Regions from separate parts of the Homo sapiens genome. Here region 2 is linked to region 1. A link is an interaction called in ENCODE POLR2A ChIA-PET data of the cell type or tissue named here. Cell type or tissue: Panc1. All regions are shown on one strand. Links, peaks and the distances in the headings refer to the core of each region. The heading gives the core; the rest is flanking DNA.

What was found. Peaks named below come from ENCODE experiments on the same cell type or tissue, not always from the same donor. Only the 100,000 strongest peaks of a DNase experiment are listed, where the experiment ranks them.
Region 2: POLR2A ChIA-PET joins it to region 1 with 22 read pairs; 3 of 35 experiments call an interaction of 5 or more read pairs at or near these places.

The regions. Positions count from the first base shown.
Region 1 is chr17:81,857,311-81,863,085 of GRCh38, reverse strand. P4HB (prolyl 4-hydroxylase subunit beta) reads left to right here and starts at 2,551. Exons shown (of 11, transcript NM_000918.4): 1 at 2,551-2,759; 2 at 3,699-3,905. The coding sequence starts at 2,615. LOC124904086 (a long non-coding RNA gene) reads right to left here and starts at 1,976. Exons shown (of 2, transcript XR_007065950.1): 1 at 1,947-1,976. RefSeq lists silencers at 2,431-2,650, 2,861-2,960. In Panc1, for the core only: no CTCF peak of the experiment used is centred there; a DNase peak (open chromatin) is centred at 2,205; H3K4me3 peaks cover 3,941 bases; H3K27ac peaks cover 3,306 bases.
Region 2 is chr17:82,063,670-82,069,444 of GRCh38, reverse strand. DUS1L (dihydrouridine synthase 1 like) reads left to right here and starts at 3,641. Exons shown (of 14, transcript NM_022156.5): 1 at 3,641-3,832; 2 at 4,376-4,622; 3 at 5,211-5,319. The coding sequence starts at 4,386. RefSeq lists silencers at 3,570-3,629, 3,640-3,709, 4,000-4,049 and an enhancer at 4,273-5,001. In Panc1, for the core only: no CTCF peak of the experiment used is centred there; no DNase peak of the experiment used is centred there; H3K4me3 peaks cover 2,079 bases; H3K27ac peaks cover 2,161 bases.

The DNA of each region.
Region 1 (5,775 bases), core at 271-5,270:
CTACGTTTTACCATTTCAAAAGTCAGGATACTATTGCAGTCAATGTGTATACATTTAACATGGGAGTACCTCCCTTTTGCCTGCCAAGTTTCAACTTTAAAATCAGTGGCGGTGCCGATTCCCAGCGGAGGAAAGTGAGGAGGAATGGAGAGGGCAGGCACCTGGGGAAAAGGAGAGCAGCAGATTCCAGGCAGTGAGGGAGACGGAGGGCTGCCAGTGTCCAACACTAACAAAATGCAGACCATCTATGTAATTTTAAAAGTTTCTAAAAGCCACGTTAAAAGATAGAAGAGGAGGCCTGGTGCGGTGGCTCACGCCTATAATCCCAACGCTTTGGGAGGCCAAGGCGGGTGGATCACCTGACGTCAGGAGTTCGAGACCAGCCTGGCCAACATGGTAAAACCCTGTCTCTACTAAAAATACAAAAATTAGCTGGGCATGGTGGTGCATGCCTGTAATCCCAGCTACTCGGGAGGCTGAGGCAGGAGAATCGCTTGAATCCGGGAGGTGGAGTGAGCCGAGATCGCCCACTGCACTCCAGCTTGGATGACAAAGTGAGATTCTGTCTCAAAAAAATAAAAAATAAAAATTTTAAAAAAAGGACATTTTTTTACTATTTTTTGAGATAGGGTGTCGATCTGTCGCCCAGGCTGGAGTGCAGTGGTGGGATCATGGCTCACCGCAGCCTCAGCCTCCTGGGCTCAAATGATTCTCCCACCTCCACCTCCCAAGTAGCTGGGACCACAGGTGCACACCACCGTGCCTGGCTAATTTTTTTAATTTATTTTTTGTAGAGACGGGAGTCTCACTATGTTGCCCAGGCTGGTCTCGAACTCCTGGGCTGAAGGGATCCTCCTGCCTCGGTCTCCAAAAGTGGTGGGATTACAGGAGTGAGCCACACAGCACCTGGCCTCAATATTATTATGTAATCCAACATATGCATACAGAATATTTCAACATGTAGTAGTCAATGTAAAGTTATTAACGAAATACTGTACCTTCTGTCCTCCAGCCCCTACACGCACACTTTTTTTTTTTTTTTTTTGAGATGGAGTCTCGCTCTGTTGCCCAGGCTGGAGTGCAATGGCGCGATCTCGGCTCACTGCAACCTCTGCCTCCTGGGTTCAAGCGATTCTCTTGCCTCAGCCTCCCGAGTAGCTGGGATTACAGGCGCGCGCCACCAGGCCCTGTTAATTTTTGTATTTTTAGTAGAGACGGGAGGTGAGGGGGTTTCACCATGTTGATCAGGCTGGTCTCGAACTCCTGACCTCGTGATCCGCCCGCCTCGGCCTTCCAAAGTGCTGGGATTACAGGCGTGAGCCACCGCACTCGGCCCCGCACACTCAGTCTTAGAAGTTTGATGTGCATTGCGCACTCACAGCCCGTCTCAGGTGGACTGGCCATATTTCAAGTGCTCAGGAGCCTCGGTGGCGGGTCGAGTCGGGAGGCAAACCCAGCTGCTGCCTTCGGAGTGAAGCAGCGCCCAGGGTATTTCCACAGCTGTGTAACAGCTGCGAGGTCTCCTGAGCCGACCAGAGCATCTGAGAAGCACCAGAGAAGGGGCAGCGTCACAGGATTTGGCAACCCGTGGGAAAGGAAGGAAGAGATCGCACAGGGCAAAGGGCCGCTCCCTGAAGGCCTTAGCGGGGAGTACCTTTCCTGCGGCCGCTCCACGCATGAGCAGCGTCTTCCTGGGGCCTGGGAGCCGGCAGGTCCCCGGGGCCCAGGTCCCGCCCCTCCCGCCCGTCTCTCCAGCCCCATTCTCCTAACCACCCGCCCTGTGCTCGTATCCCCTCCGAGGCTTCCTCGCACTGTGCGCACGATTCCCATGCCCAGGCCCTGCCGCCATGCCTCGGTGAGTGTCTCGCGTGACCTCGCGGAGCGCGTCGGACCGGGCCGGCTATCCCACACCGAGCCCACCGCCGACCCTAGGCGGCCAACCCCACCTTCCACGGCCGCCGCCGCACGCTTGACACGCGCGCCGGAAATTGCGTCACCCCAACTTCCGGTCCGGGGGCCGGGGGGCGTGCCAGTTGGGTACGCGGTCCAGTCAGAATGCAACACGAGGGGTTTCGGAAGCGCAGCCGCAGCTCCGCCCCTAAACTGGGAACTCCTCCCCACTGCCACGTTCGACGAAGGAACGCGCAGAGTGCGCGCATCCCTTGGCCAATCAGGAGGCGCAGAGTCCGTGCTACCGAAAGGGGCAGCCATTCCAGACCCGTGGAAGGTGCAGGCGAAAGCCACCAATTAGAAGCCAAGGCAGAAAAAGTTCTTGTCGGGAGCCAATGAGAGGCTAAGAAAGACAGCGAGCGCGAGGTCCTCGGCCAATCCCGAACGAAGGCCAGGGAGCACTCAGGAGCGTTTCCGAATCCGGGGCCAGGCCTGGTGTGAGTGTCCAATCCGAGAGCGGCAAAGACGAGCCTCGAAGTCCGCCGGCCAATCGAAGGCGGGCCCCAGCGGCGCGTGCGCGCCGCGGCCAGCGCGCGCGGGCGGGGGGGCAGGCGCGCCCCGGACCCAGGATTTATAAAGGCGAGGCCGGGACCGGCGCGCGCTCTCGTCGCCCCCGCTGTCCCGGCGGCGCCAACCGAAGCGCCCCGCCTGATCCGTGTCCGACATGCTGCGCCGCGCTCTGCTGTGCCTGGCCGTGGCCGCCCTGGTGCGCGCCGACGCCCCCGAGGAGGAGGACCACGTCCTGGTGCTGCGGAAAAGCAACTTCGCGGAGGCGCTGGCGGCCCACAAGTACCTGCTGGTGGAGTTCTGTGAGCGCCGGGCCTGGCGGGCGGGCGGGGCTCGGGGCCGCTGAGCCAGGCTCTTGGGACGCAGGCACGGCCCGGCAGCCCCCGGGGTCGGGACCCCCGGCGCGCCCGGAACTGAAGGGCTCCCTTGCTGCCCGCCTTGGGGGCCATGTCAGGGGCTCCCTGGGGGTGAGAGCCGGGCTGGGAGCCGGGGGGCCGTCCCGATGCCCGCCCTGCGCACGGCAGGATCTTCCTGTTAGTGCGAGAAGAACAGGATCGACCTGTGTGAGCAAACAGAGCAAGCCAGTGTCCAGCCTTGCCGAGTCCTCCCCGGGGGCCGACCCGGAAGGCGCCCCGCTCCTGCCCACCCCACCTTCAGCTTGCCACAGCAGTCCTTCCGATGGTGTCTCAGAGGAGAATCCCAAGCCTTCCTCACGTCCATAAGGATTTGAGCTCTGTCCCTGGGGTGGGAACCTTGTGCCTGACACAGCTGCTAACTCTATTGACAGATCGTCTTATTCTCACCCTAAGCAACTCAGGGTCTGTGTGCACGGATGTGCATCTCATACTCACAGCTAGTGCTGGTACAGGCCGCCACGGTCACTTCTTCACTTTTGTCTGTAGTCTTAAAGGGAAAGTCTAGGGGAGATCCTTGCCTTAGTTGCCTGTGGGGAATAAGAAGTCAGCAACCATTGAAAGGTTTGTCTGGCTGTGCTGATGGTGACATAGCAGAGTGGGGGCTGGTGTTGGTTGGTGGTAGTTTGTCGTTCACGGCCTCTGTCCTGATATTGCCCAAGAACACCAGGCTATCAGCTCAGCCTTGTGCGTTAGGAGGGGTTATCTTGGTGAGTAGATAAGGTTTTTATGAAGGGAAATGCCAGAGGAAAAAGGGAAGCACTGCTGAGGGATCAAGGCTGCTTTAGGGATCAAGGCTGCTTTCTAGCATCTCATTTCCGCTTCCAGATGCCCCTTGGTGTGGCCACTGCAAGGCTCTGGCCCCTGAGTATGCCAAAGCCGCTGGGAAGCTGAAGGCAGAAGGTTCCGAGATCAGGTTGGCCAAGGTGGACGCCACGGAGGAGTCTGACCTGGCCCAGCAGTACGGCGTGCGCGGCTATCCCACCATCAAGTTCTTCAGGAATGGAGACACGGCTTCCCCCAAGGAATATACAGGTGTGGCTGTGGCACTGCCCTTGAACTGTCTTTAGAGAGGGACTGGCCTGCCGACTTGGAAGGGCAGGGGCAGCTGTCTGAGCGGTGGGGAGGCCGGGTTCCAGAGGCTTGGAGGGATCCCGTTCCTCAGGCCGGGTTCTCTGTCCACTTGTGCCCTGAGGGTCTTGTGAGGAGTTTTCATCCTGGAAGAACCTTCGAATGGAGAACCTGTCTTGTCTGGTGCCATCCTGGGGGCGGCTGGCTGAGGTCTGTTTGGAGACTGACCAGCGAGGAGAGGGAGACTGGTGCCTTTCTGGCCACATGGGCTGTTTGTGCTGCCCCCTGTTCCTAGGAGCAGCAGCATGGCTGTAGCTCTCGGGGTGACACCTGCTAGCTGTCGTGTGTAGCGTGCCAGCTGCCGCGTCACGTGCTTGCGTGATTTCTCCTCGCATCCTCTCTGTGAGGCGGGCTTTTCCCAGACAAAGGGCTGAGGCTTAGAGCAGCTGAGTAACAGCATCGAGCCTGTCGGTAGCAGACCTCGAATCCAAGCCCGCCCTGCTCCGTCTGTAGCACGGGCCCTCAGCTGCTCGTCTGCCGCCTCTGAAGCTGCCGTAGTGGAGGCCGAGCCCCTGTGTAGCCAGATCAGTGACGGTGGCAAAAGAAAACTCGTCTATAAAACCGGTTCTGTGGCATGTCAGATGCTCATGGTGGGTAGCCCGAAAGCAGCTCATTCCAGTGTTAGCAGGGTTCTCCCCTTAAGCAGGTGTGCCCTGTCCTGTTCTAGTGGCAGCAACTCCGTGGTTGCCTCTCACTTGGCTGTTTTGATGTTTCCTTTTGTCCCCTTAAGCAGGTGTGCCCTGTCCTGTTCTAGTGGCAGCAGCTCTGTGGTTGCCTCTCACTTGGCTGTTTTGATGTTTCCTTTTTTTTTTTTTTTTTTTTTTTTTGAGACAGTCTCGCTCTGTCGTGCAGTGGTGCGATCTCTGCTCACTGCAACCTCTGCCTCCCGGGTACAAGTGATTCTCCTGCCTCAGCCTCTTGAGTAGCTGGGGCTACAGGTGTGCACCACCACGCCTGGCTAATTTTTGTATTTTTAGTAGAGACGGGGTTTCACCATGTTGGCCAGGATGGTCTCGATCGTGACCTCGTGATCCACCCGTCTCGGCCTCCTAGAGTGCTAGGATTACAGGCGTGATTGATGTTCTCATTTTTTACTCATGTTCACTTTTGGAACGGGAAGTGCTCTGTCCAAAGTCACCGTGGTTCTGTCACTAACACTCAGGTTTGCAGATGAGATGAGCACTCCTAAATCCACTTGTCACTGGTGACCGTCTTGTTAGCACTGGTGGAATCCTTCTACATCTGAATGGGGTTTTCCCGATTCGGACCAGGGAGTCAAGTTCTAGGAGGGAAAAAGGAGAGGCATCATTCCTTAGCCTCAGTCTCCCAGGAGGAGGAAGTTTCTTTCCTGTCAGTTGACCGCCTTTGGTGGCATAAAAGTGTGTCATCTTCTTCCTGGTCTGGGAGGCATGGAGGGTGGGCCATTGGCGAGAACTCCCGAAACGCCTGGGATAAGTTAGGAGGCGCGGGAGTCAGGTGGGCGGGGCGTCAGCCTGTTCCCAGAGGTAGAAAACTGGCACTGAGTTTTGAGTTACTGTCCACCTCTCTAAAATGAGGCCTGCTGTCAGACTCCTGGGTGAGAACATGTGTTTGATGGATGTACATGTCAAAGAAAATTTAGATAACGCAGAGGACAGGCTGGGTGCGGTGGCTCATGCCTGTAATCCCAGCACTTTGGGAGGCTGAGACGGGTGGATCACCTGAGGTCAGGAGTTCGAGGCCAGCATGGCCAATATGGTGAAACCCCCGTCTCTACTAAAAATACAAAAATTAG
Region 2 (5,775 bases), core at 408-5,407, 210 kb before region 1:
AAATAAGGTATATTGAATGTAAAGAGCATATAGTTGGATCTTGTTTATTTCTTAACCCACTCCGAAAATCTTGGCCTTTTACTTGGAGTGTTCATTACCGTTTAATGGTATTATTGATACAGTTAGATTTACATATGCCACTAGTTTTTTTTCTTTGTTTAGTTTTTGTTTTGTTTTGTTTGAGGCAGAGTCTTGCTCTGTCACCCTGACTGGAGTGTAGTGGTGCTATCTCAGCTCACTGCAACCTCCCCCTCCTGGGTTCAAGCGATTCTCCTGCCTCAGCCTCCCCAGTAGCTGGGGTTACAGGCTCACGCCACCACATCCGGCTAATTTTTGTACTTTTAGTAGAGATGGGGTTTCTACTAAATTAGCCCTATGCCTGGCTAATTTCTGTATTTTTACAAAAATTATGTATTTCGTATGTATTTTTTTATTTCTCTGTTCTGCTATTGCCTTTGTTGTGTTAAATGGATATTTTCCACTGTACCATTTTAATTTCTTTTATATATAATATAATGTATTTTCTTTTTTTTTTTTTTTTTTGAGACAGAGTCTCGCTCTGTCATCCAGGCTGGAGTGCAGTGGCGCAGTCTCCGCTCACTGCAAGCTCAGCCTCCCAGGTTCCCGCCATTCTCCTGCCTCCGCCTCTCAAGTAGCTGGGACTACAGGGGACCGCCACCACGCCTGGCTAATTGTTTTGTATTTTTAGTAGAGACGGCGTTTCATCATGTTAGCCAAGATGGTCTTGATCTCCTGACCTCATGATCCGCCCGTCTCGGCCTCCCAAAGTGCTGGGATTACAGGCGTGAGCCACCGTGCCTGGCCTATATAATGTATTTATTTTCTTATGATTACTATGGGGATTTCAACAAGCATCGTAATTTATCACAATCTTCTTCAGATTAATACTTAATTCCAGTAAAACACAGAAACTTTGCTCCAATATAATTCCCTTCCCTCTTCCTTTTTGCTGCATTTTTCATATAATTATATGTCTCTATATATTATAACCTCTTTATAGTTACAAGTTATACACCATAAGTTATATTTTTATTATTTATTTATTTATGTTGAGACGGAGTCTCGCTCTGTCGCCCAGGCTGGAGTGCAGTGGTGCCATCTCGGCTCACTGCAAGCTCCGCCTCCTGGGTTCATGCCATTCTCCTGCCTCAGCCTCCCGAGTAGCTGGGACTATAGGCGCCCGCCACCATGCCCGGCTAATTTTTTTCGTATTTTTAGTGGAGACGGGGTTTCACCATGTTAGCCAGGATGGTCCCGATCTCCTGACCTCATGATCCGCCCGTCTCGGCCTCCCAAAGTGCTGAGATTACAGGCATGAGCCGCCGCGCCCGGCTAAAAGGCAAAAGATTCATATGATCTGGGCTGGGCGTGGTGGCTCATGCCTGTAATCCCAGCATTTTAGGAGGTCGAGATGGGCAGATCATGAGGTCAGGAGATCGAAACCATCCTGGCTAATGGTGAAACCCCATCTCTACTAAAAATACAAAAAATTAGCCGGGTGTGGTGGCGGGCACCTGTAGTCCCAGCTACTCGGGAGGCTGAGGCAGGAGAATCGCTTGAACCTGGGAGGTGGAGCTTGCAGTGAGCAGAGATCGTGCCACCGCCCTCCAGCCTGGGTGACAGAGCGAGACTCTGTCTTAAAAAAAAAATCTTTTACCTTTTACAATTACTGGTTCGATACTGTGCTTAAATATTCTGAACCAGTAGGGCCTCCAGCCTCTGCTGATGGCGCTGTGTGTGGGTTGTGGCTGCATTTGGAATTCAGGTAGTTTTTACAATTTGGACTTGGCTTTTACTTTTTGCTTGTACAAAGCCTCACGTTCAGCCAGGGCGGTGGACAGCTGGGGCCCTCGCCTGTCTTTCCTTAGTGTGCACCCAACCTTGCAGTCCACCAGGGACATCTGGCCACCTCTGAAGACCACCAAGGCTGTTCTATCTGTGAATGCAGAAAATCTGAGACAGGTCTCAGTTAATTTAGAAGGTTTATTTTGCCAAGGTTGAGGACATGCCCATGGCACAGCCTCAGGAGGTCCTGACAACATGTGCCTGAGGTGGTTGGGGCACAGCTTGGTTTTATACATTTTAGGGAGACATGAGACATCAATCAATATATGTAAGATGAACATAGCGGCTAGCTGCGGTGGCTCACGCCTGTAATCCCAGCACTTTGGGAGGCCAGCGGATCACCTGATGTCAGGAGTTCGAGACCAGCCTGGCCAACATGGTGAAACCCCCATCTCTACTAAAAATACTAAAATTAGCTGGGTGTGTTGGTGGGTGCCTGTAATCCCAGTTATTTGGGAAGCTGAGGGAGGAGAATCGCTTGAACCTGGGAGATGGAGGTTGCAGTGAGCCGAGATCACGCCACCGCACTCCAGCCTGGGTCAGAAAGCGACTCCGTCTCAAAAAAAAAAATTGGTTCAGTCTGGAAAGGCGGGACAATTTAAAGCAAAAGCCATCGGGGAGGGAGCTTCCTGGTCACAGATAGGTGATACACAAACGGTTACATTGTTTTGAGTTTCTGATTAGCCTTTTTTTTTTTTCTTTTCCTTTTTGATCAGTCTTGCTCTGTCGCCAGGCTGGAGTACAATGGCTTGATCTCGGCTCACTGCAACCTCCGCCTCCCAGGTTCAAGCGATTCTCCTGCCTCAGCCTCCCGAGTAGCTGGGACTACAGGGGCGCACCACCACACCTGGCTAATTTTGTATTTTCAGTAGAGACAGGGTTTCACCGTGTTGGCCAGGCTGGTCTCGAACTCCTGGTCTCAATGTGCGCCACCGCGCCCAGCCTTCTGATGAGCCTTTTCAAAGGAGTCAGTCAGATATCCATCTATCTCAGCGAGCAGAGGGTGACTCTGAATAGAGCGGGAGGCAGGTTTGCCCTGAGCAGCTTCCAGCCTGAGTTTTCCTTAGTGATTCCGGGGGCCCAAGAGATTTCACATGTTTTAGGTACTGAATGTCCTGGTTCAACTTCGGGCTTCGCTCTCAGATATGGAAAGCTCTGACAAAGCTGCTTTTTACATCTGTTGGGTCTCAAATGCCTTCAGTTTAAAATAACCTTCACATCCACTCTGGGGTTCCCAGTGGGTCCCCACAGCTCGAAATAACCCAAGGAGGGTCCACGGCGGGTAGGAAAGTCGATCGAAGGCTGGCGGCTGCGGAAACCCAGGGCGGGCAAGGAAGGTCCCTGGAGGGTGATTTTCCGCAACGCAGCGGCGGAAAGTGAGTGGCTTTCAGAGGCGGCAGGTGAGTGGGTTCGAGGCAGGGCTCTGGGGCCGCTTTAGGATATAACGGGATGAAGCCCCCAATGCGAACTTGGGGGCTGGGCAGCGCAGGGCCTCAGCGCCCACGGTCTACCCGCGGCCCGGGCCTTATGTGCGCCTCAGCGAGGCCCAATTTCCACATGCCTCGTTTCCAGCGAGCTGTCGGTGAGTCCCGGCGAGCCCCGACCCCTCTCTAGCCACGGCCTGACGGGTACGGTGGTGACCTCAGCCTCTGACCTCCGACCCCGCGCCGCGACCTCTCGTCGCCGGTCCCCTCGGAGCCGGGCGCGGTTTCCGGGGAACGCGTTTCCCGCCGCACCGTGGGCCGCCCGGACCGCGCAGGACCGGGCACCTTCCGGTGGCGGCGCGGAGCCTTGGGCCCGGCTGCGGCCCGGCGGCGGCCCCGGCGCGGTGCGGGCGTTCGCGGCGCCCCGGGAGCTGCAGGGGCCCCGGGCGGCGGCGAGGCCGGAGAGGGGCGGGCCCGGGACACCGGCACCCGGCGCCCTCGGAGCCAAAGGCGCGCGGCGGACACGGCGGGGCCCTCGCGCGGTGAGGACGCGGAGGCGTGTGGGCTCCTGTCACTTCACACAGCAAACGCTGCCCGCCGCGTGGCTCCGGAGGAGTCTCGCGAGGGGCGCCCCTGTGGCGTTTCGGGCCAGCCGGGCCGCCTGGCCGGGTGCGGAGAAGGAAGCTCTGCCCTTCCCCTGGCCCGGCGCGGAGCCGATTCTCCCGGGAAGGGGCCGGGGGTCCTAACTTCACCGCCGGGCGGCCTGCTCAGGGCCAGGCCCGCGGGGACGCTGGCGTCAAGGTTTCTTCCCCCTTCACGCCAGTCCCCTACCAGGCCGACATCGAGTCCCGCTCCCCAGGGAGGGTCAAGTCCCAGGGGTCCAGCGGCTCCCCCGAGGTCCGCTAGGAGGTGGCGGCACTGGAGTGGCCGTTCTCCAGCCTGCACCGACCCCCGCCTTTAGTGCCCCCGCGTGTGACCCAACGGTGGTACTGGAGCGGCCTTAGAAGGGTGACCGCTGCCTCTGAGTTGAGTCTTAAGCCCCTCGTTGGGCCTGGCTGAACCCCGGGTCTGCGCCTTTCCCCCAGCCTGGAGACGATGCCAAAGCTGCAGGGCTTCGAGTTCTGGAGCCGCACCCTGCGAGGGGCCCGCCACGTCGTGGCCCCCATGGTGGACCAGAGCGAGCTGGCCTGGAGGCTGCTGAGCCGGCGCCACGGGGCACAGCTCTGCTACACGCCCATGCTGCATGCCCAGGTCTTTGTCCGCGACGCCAACTACCGGAAGGAGAACCTGTACTGCGAGGTGTGCCCCGAGGACCGGCCCCTCATCGTGCAGGTGCGCAGGAGGGGCTGTGGCCGCGGCCGCGGTTGGGTTCCCGGTCCTGGAATGCCTGGGGAAAAACCCTTCTCTCTGTGGCGGGACATCACTTTCAGCCTTTCCAGAGACAGCTCAATTCCAGGAGGAGAGGGAGAAGGTGGCACCAGGCATGTAGAGTCCACGTAGCCACAGCAGTGATTCCTGTGGTGGAGCCAGGGCTGCCAGGTGCACCTGCCAGAATCCAACCCCATTCTCTAGGAGTGGCTCAGGCAGCCTGGGTGCTGTGAGGTTTGCAGCCCTGCTGGGGCCTCTGGATTGCTGCCTCTCACACTCACACTCCCTCTTCAGAACCAGTGGAGATGGCTCTGCTCTTCAGAAGTCAGTGATTGTGGCTTCTGCCACAGTTCAGAAGAAAATCTGTAAATCCGGGTGGCTTGGGGACTCCTCCCGGCTTTGTCATATTGTAAGCCTCCGCAGGACAGAGCACCCTCCTGCAGTGAACCTGGGCCCACACCCTCATGGGGTCACACTGGACCTCTCGTAGGGCTGGGCAGCAAGGGACTAGGGCCTGGCTGGGCCCGTGGCTGACTCCTGCATCTTCTCCAGTTCTGTGCCAATGACCCGGAGGTGTTTGTTCAGGCGGCTCTCCTGGCTCAGGATTACTGTGACGCCATTGACCTGAACTTGGGCTGCCCACAGATGATAGCCAAGAGAGGTGAGCTCCATGTGGAGCATGGGGGCACCTGGGGCAGGGGCCAGAGCCAGCTCAGTGCAGCCCCAGGTGTGGTGAGCTTGGAGGACGGCAGGCCCTGCCTCTGTCGTGACAGTGGCTCAGGCTGGAGCCAGCTGTCCTCTGTGCTCCGCCTCTGGAGGGTGGCTGTCCTCAGGCCTTGGGGGCTAGGGGCCGAGCCCTACTGGCTCTCTCTTCCCTCAGGGAGCTCCCTCTGCATAAACATGATTGCTGATACAGGGTCCCCATTACCCCCTTGCACTGCTGTGTGTGGGGCTGAGCCTGCTACCTCACCGGGCCCCTGAGGAGGTGTTACTTGGTTCCAGACCGTGCAGGGTGGGGGTTCCATTCAGCACCTTCTGAGCTTAGGCAGCTGGGCAAATAGAGCCCCTGAGTCTGATGCCGACAAACCACTGCTCTGACTGTCCCACTGCCCCAACT